2 separate regions of the Mus musculus genome follow, and region 2 is linked to region 1. Evidence: chromatin contacts called from ENCODE Hi-C or POLR2A ChIA-PET data. All regions are on one chromosome and are shown on one strand. Each heading gives the region's core, a stretch centred on a gene start or an enhancer-like site at or near the end of the contact. The rest is flanking DNA. Distances are from core to core; before and after follow the strand shown. Region 1 holds the start of Zfp703 (zinc finger protein 703). Region 2 holds the start of Erlin2 (ER lipid raft associated 2).

Region 1 (2,809 bases), core at 229-2,728:
CAGGGAAAAAAAAAAAAAAACAACCGTGAGTCAGCATCAGGCAGTCAGAACCAGATAGTCCTGGGTAACACTCCTACAAAGTCAGAACTTGATGGTCAGAGTGACTGACAAATCACGACTGGAAAAGGGTATTCAAAAGGAACAGCGACACCAGCGCGCCTCCACTGGCCACTGAGGGCACGCAAAAGTGGTCACTCCAGAGCTGGGGCACAAAGGACCAAGCTCAGTCGATTGAGCCAAGGATCTAGAACTTTATGGTCAGGACCATGACTATGTAAAAATCTCTGCCAAGTGTAAATACGTACTTTTTCCGGAAGGCTTGGGGGAATCCGAGAGGGTACTGTTATTATTAATAAAAAGGTCTTATTTCGAAATTTCGCCGGAGGGGAAACCAATGGGGCAGTCTCTAGAGTTTGTGTCGTCCTGCAATGCTGAGACCCCCCCCCTCCTCTAGGACATCGGCCTCTACTTTGATGCTACCTCCAACCACGTCGCCGCCAAACGGCAGCTCAGCTCGTCACAGCACAGTGAGGTAGCTTTATGACTTTAAACGGGACAAGAACCCTGAAACACACCAAACACGATCTATAATTCAGAGCGCCCCTGGGGGCGTTCCAGGAGCTTTGAGGTGACGCTTCCTGGCCAGGGAGCCAAACCTTCAACCACGCTTCACCTAGACCGTCTCACCGGGAAGGGAGTCCTTCCACTTCCAGTCTGACTGGACAGGCTCAAAGTAGTTGGAAGGGCTCAGGCAGCGCCCAGGGAATAGTGGATGCCCCCAAGGCTTCGGCGCTTCCAAGTGAACACATCCGGGAGAGGCCAATTAGGGGAAAGAGAACCGGCCGAAGCAGCTCGGAGAAGCTGCCGAGCTCCCGAGGCGTAGCCCGCCCCCCGGCGGTCCCGGGGAGAGGCTTGGATCCTAGGACCGGAGCAGGCGCCCTGCGTTCCCACCCCGGTCTCCACCCTAGACACTAGTGGGAAGCAGCAGGCAACAGGAGAGGGCACAGAGCCCGTGTCCAGAAGTCCCGTCCCTTGGGTGACCCGTGGGCTAGGGCAGCCGGGCACAACCCGCAAAGGGGAGCAGATCCAGCGCTGGGCGAAGGCCGGGAGGCGGCGACCGGCTAGGGCGCTTTAAGACTCTCCCCGCCCACCGGCGGCGCCCGCCTCCGCCCTCCGCTCTCCCCGCCCCGGGGTCCGGGAGAGAGCTGCGATTGGGCGGGCGCGGCGATCCCTTTGAAGTGTGGCTGCAGATCGCGGCTATTTGACGTGCAGCTCGCGGAAGGCGAAGGTTTTTGTGTTGCTCGCCTGGGCTAGCTGCGGCGGCGGCGGCGGCGGCGGCGGCGGCGGCGGCGGCGGTGGAGGAGGGGAGGCGGCACGGAGGCGCAGCGGCTGCTGCACGGCGTTCGACGCAGCGGAGCGAGCCCACCCGCCCCGGGAGCTCGCCTCCCGGAGCTTCCCCTCCCTCCCCGCCCCCCCAGTGGCACTGCCTCCTCCAAATGAGCGATTCGCCCGCTGGATCTAACCCAAGGACACCCGAAAGCAGCGGCAGCGGCGGCGGCAGCAGCAGCGGCGGCGGCGGCGGGAAGAGGCCGGCGGTGCCGGCAGTGGTGTCCCTCCTGCCCCCGGCGGACCCCCTGCGCCAGGCGAACCGGCTCCCTATCAGGGTCCTGAAGATGCTGAGCGCTCACACCGGTCACCTCCTGCACCCGGAGTACCTGCAACCGCTGTCCTCCACACCCGTCAGCCCAATTGAGGTCAGTCTCCGGGCGCTGCCCACCCAGAACTGAACCCCACTCCTCCACCCATGCTGGGCCCATGGCTCTGCTCCCTCCACCACCCCCCACCCCACCCCACCTCCCGTAGCGACGCGAGGCCCGAAGCTGGCCACGCAGGCGGACCTCCTGAGGAGGGACGGAAGGCAGGAACCAGACACCCCCCTCCCCGCCCGCCCAGGTTCTCCCTAGACTCATGGGTGGAAGGGTTTTGCCCAGTCGCCCTTTGGAGCTGCGTGTTTTCTAACCGACTGGATTTGCTCTTATGGTGCCCAGAGTCCTTTACTTTTCCTCTGGCCCCTTAGAGTCCTGTCCAAAGACGGCTTCTGGGCCTCCCTCGCCTCCACCCGGTGTCCCTCTGCATCTTCCCCCGTCTGTTTAGGGGCACAGTGCAGACAACCAGGCACTCGGGATCCTGGGTCTTTCTTCATCTTACTTCTCTGGGTGTCCTCCCCGGGAGGGAGGGAGAAAGGGAGGGAAGGAGAGAGGGAGGGGCTACTCACAGGGCCAACTGCGGCTCTGCCTTTAGAAGGCGCCTCTCCCTGCTCTTACACCGAGCGCCATCACCAGAAACCCGTCCCAAACGAAGTTCTCCCAAACTAAAGGCTTAAGTTTTTCCCTGGCCCAAAAAGATGGGAAAATTATCTGGAAAGGGGCGAATCACCATCCGGATTACAGAGAAGTCACCTTTAACCGGGAGGGCTGTGGTTGAGCCATTTCTCCTGCGCGCCAGCGCCCATGTCACACTCGGGGACTAACCCACAAGGCAAGTGTCATTCCGCCCAGCTACTCGGCCAGAGCCAGGCCCTCCTTCCGTGACCCTCCTCGCTCAGCTCCCTTCGCTCGCCCACAGTGCTCGGCTCAGCTTCTCCGCGCGCGCTTAGTGAGTCTCCCAGTCTCACCCCCTTCTCCCTCCCCTTTGCCACTGTCTCCCGCAGCTGGACGCCAAGAAGAGTCCTTTGGCTCTGCTAGCCCAGACCTGCTCGCAGATCGGCAAGCCCGACCCGCCGCCCTCATCCAAGCTCAACTCCGTAGCG
Region 2 (2,809 bases), core at 93-2,592, 46 kb after region 1:
AGGGCACAGGACCCAGTCACTCAGGAACCAGAGTCCAGGAGAAGGCAGGTCACATGCTTCAAGCCTCAGGTTTTGTAGCTAAGAATCGGGAAGTGGGAGGGGGATCTTTAGGGGCAGAATGGGGAGTTTGCTGGGTCCCTTAGACAAGCTGTTTTGAAACTACTTGGTCTGTTGTCTTCTTCTGCAGCCACTGGGTGTCTGGGATTGGGGGCAGCTGCTTTTCTTCTGCTGTCACCAAACATCTGGCTTCCCGGAACTTTGAATTCAGTTTCAGTGCCTTGGCTTTTGGGAGAAGACAAAGGGGTTCCTTTACTCTTCTTTTCCTGAGTCCTAAAATCGTCGGACATTGACCACTGGCCATCTACTGTACGGAAAAGCCTTTTCATGTACTAAAAGCAGGAGTTAAAGTGGGCACTTCCTGGCCTGCAAACAAAATGACTGCAGTGGCCGGTTTAGAAATTTCCTGCTAAAGAAGCAGATTGGGGATAGAGGACAGCCATAAAGCCCTTAGTTCCAGCCCCAGGACAAAACGGAGAAAAGGCCCAGTATGAATGTCCAAAGGTAACGCTATGGCAGGGTGAGGTCATGTGAGGGCTTTAGGCTAGGAAAAACGTTTTCTTCCTGGTCTGCTATACCCCCCCGGGGGGGGGGGGGTGCAGATGACAGACAAAAGCTCACCATGGCATGTGTTAAGCAAGACAGGAAGCCCGAACTATTAAGGAAATGCTAAGTTTTCAACAACTGCTGTTGACCTCAGCACTCACAGATTTCAGAATCCGTTCATTAAAAATCGGAACAATAATTCCTTGTTAATTACTTTATGTTGCTGTGGGGACCTCAAGGCCAAACAAAGCTCTCAGAAAAGTATAAAGGGCAACTCAGAGTAGGACTGTTGACTGGCGACGTCATAATCTGCACCTTTGAAAGTTTCCTTCGGCTAATGCAGCAGGAAAAGAAGCGAGCAGAAGGACAAGAACGCTGCATCGCATTGATCCCGGCTCCGGAAGAAGAAAAGAAATCCAGCTCGGACTTGAAGCGAAGGAGAATCTCTAGCAACCTCCGAAGCCAGCGCCTCGGAAGGTGATACCAGAGCCTTGGTGTCCGGAGCCCGCTCTGCCAGCCCTGGGCATCCTAAAACCCGCAAGCCTAGGTGCGCAGCCAGTGTGCCAGCTCGCGAGCGTCCCCTGGCGCCACCGCCGAACACTGCGGCTCGCAGCGCGAGGGGGCGGAGCGGCCGGACGAGCACAGGGGTGTGGTGTGGGCGGGGTCTTCTTTTTATTTATTTATTTTTTTTATTTTTTGCGCGCGCGCGGACTGATGGCGTCATCGAAGCGACTGGCCCGGAAGGAAGTAGGGTGCTGAGGGGTGTGGCGGTTTCTACGGTTGCACGGGGGTTCGGCTGTGTACGGAGCGCCTGGAGGGACAGCCTGGTACGCGGCCGCCGCCCCTCCGTGCACGCTCGGCATCGCTGAGGCTCGGGGGGTGGGCGCGGCTGGAGCTGACGTCCTGAGCCCCCTCAGCTCGCCCACCCGGGAGTCCAGTCCCCTGCCCACGGGTCCGAGCGGAAGCTCTCGGCCGTGTCTGCCTCGCGGAGGAGGGCGGGGAAAGGGCAAGAGGTGGCTTTGGGGTGGTAGTGAGGACATTTGCAGAGAGGACACTCCTGCTGCTCGGTAGCTGAAGGCCGCTACGGTAAAAAATAAGTAAATTAGTCAGACCTGAGAGGTGGACTCCGTGCCCTGTGCCCGGTGTGCACGTCCGTCACTGTAGTGTTTTCCAGATCCTTCAGGGTTCAGGAAATGAGTGTCTACATGTAACTCTGTGGCATCTGGGACCCTGGACATTTGGGGACATCCCACCCCACCCCACCCCACCCTCACTTCGGAGTAGTCCAGAGTCTCCAGCCTGAGACATTTCCAGTTTCCTATAACCATGGGGCTTGCGGGGGCAAAGGATATGGGAGAATGTGTTACAGTTTTACATAGAGATCTGTCCCGTTTAAGTCCAAAGGAACAACAGAGAAGGTGGAGGACAGATCAGAGAGAGAATCCTACGTCGGAACTCAGTTGCTTGCTCTTCTCTCTCTCCCTCCCTCCCTCTCTCTCTTCCCCCCCTCAGGGTCCTAAGGGAATGACTGGTGGTTTCCTTCGAAATGGCAGGCAATTAGAAGTAGGAGGCTCTGACCAGAAATACATAGCCACAGCTGCCTGTCATTTGACATCCTCTGTAATTTGGGCCAGCACCCTGCAGCTGCCTCTCTTCCTTACAAGTATAAATGGCTCTGTTGACAACATGTTAACGTGAAGGGGAGAGAAGGCTGTGTTTTGAACCTTGCCCAAATGGCACCAAATCTCTCTTAGGTATAGCTGTTTCTGGAGCTAATGCCCCCTTGCTTCAATGGGAATTATACTTCCACAGTTAAGGAACGGAATGTTGACTGAGAACAAGGACACAGTGAGTTGTAGATCTGGCAAGTAGTGTGTGTGTGTTACAGCAGGCTGCCCCAGAATCACTTTACGTGAGCTTCAGCTTGGTGGCTCTCCTGTACGTCAGGCTACACATTGTCCCATATCTTCTCTCTAGGATACAGGTTCACTGATGGCTCAGTTGGGAGCTGTTGTGGCCGTGGCTTCCAGTTTCTTTTGTGCATCTCTCTTCTCAGCTGTGCACAAGATAGAAGAGGGACATATTGGAGTATATTACAGGTAAGGCAGAGACAGATGGCTCCCTCACCGCTTATAAGGTGCACGCGTGTCTTTATTTAAGTCTATAAACTTAAAACTGCCTTTAGTATTTTAAGGTGCTGCTGATA

What was found. A loop is a pair of places that touch in the nucleus more often than their neighbours do. ChIA-PET counts read pairs that join two places held with the same protein, here RNA polymerase II (POLR2A).
Region 2: a map of gastrocnemius shows a loop between it and region 1 (9-fold over the local background). The contact joins the promoter of Erlin2 here to the promoter of Zfp703 in region 1. A Hi-C loop is called at or near these places in 14 of 37 maps with a recorded cell type or tissue (T-helper 17 cell, gastrocnemius, heart and 2 more). POLR2A ChIA-PET finds 5 or more read pairs at or near these places in 2 of 5 experiments (Patski and embryonic stem cell).

Annotation. Positions count from the first base shown.
Region 1 is chr8:26,975,858-26,978,666 of GRCm38, forward strand. It overlaps Zfp703 (zinc finger protein 703), which reads left to right and starts at 1,479. Exons shown (of 2, transcript NM_001101502.1): 1 at 1,479-1,754; 2 at 2,711-2,809. The coding sequence starts at 1,497. Gm39150 (a long non-coding RNA gene) reads right to left here and starts at 58. Exons shown (of 4, transcript XR_001778540.2): 1 at 1-58.
Region 2 is chr8:27,022,477-27,025,285 of GRCm38, forward strand. Erlin2 (ER lipid raft associated 2) reads left to right here and starts at 1,343. Exons shown (of 12, transcript NM_153592.3): 1 at 1,343-1,430; 2 at 2,581-2,702. The coding sequence starts at 2,596.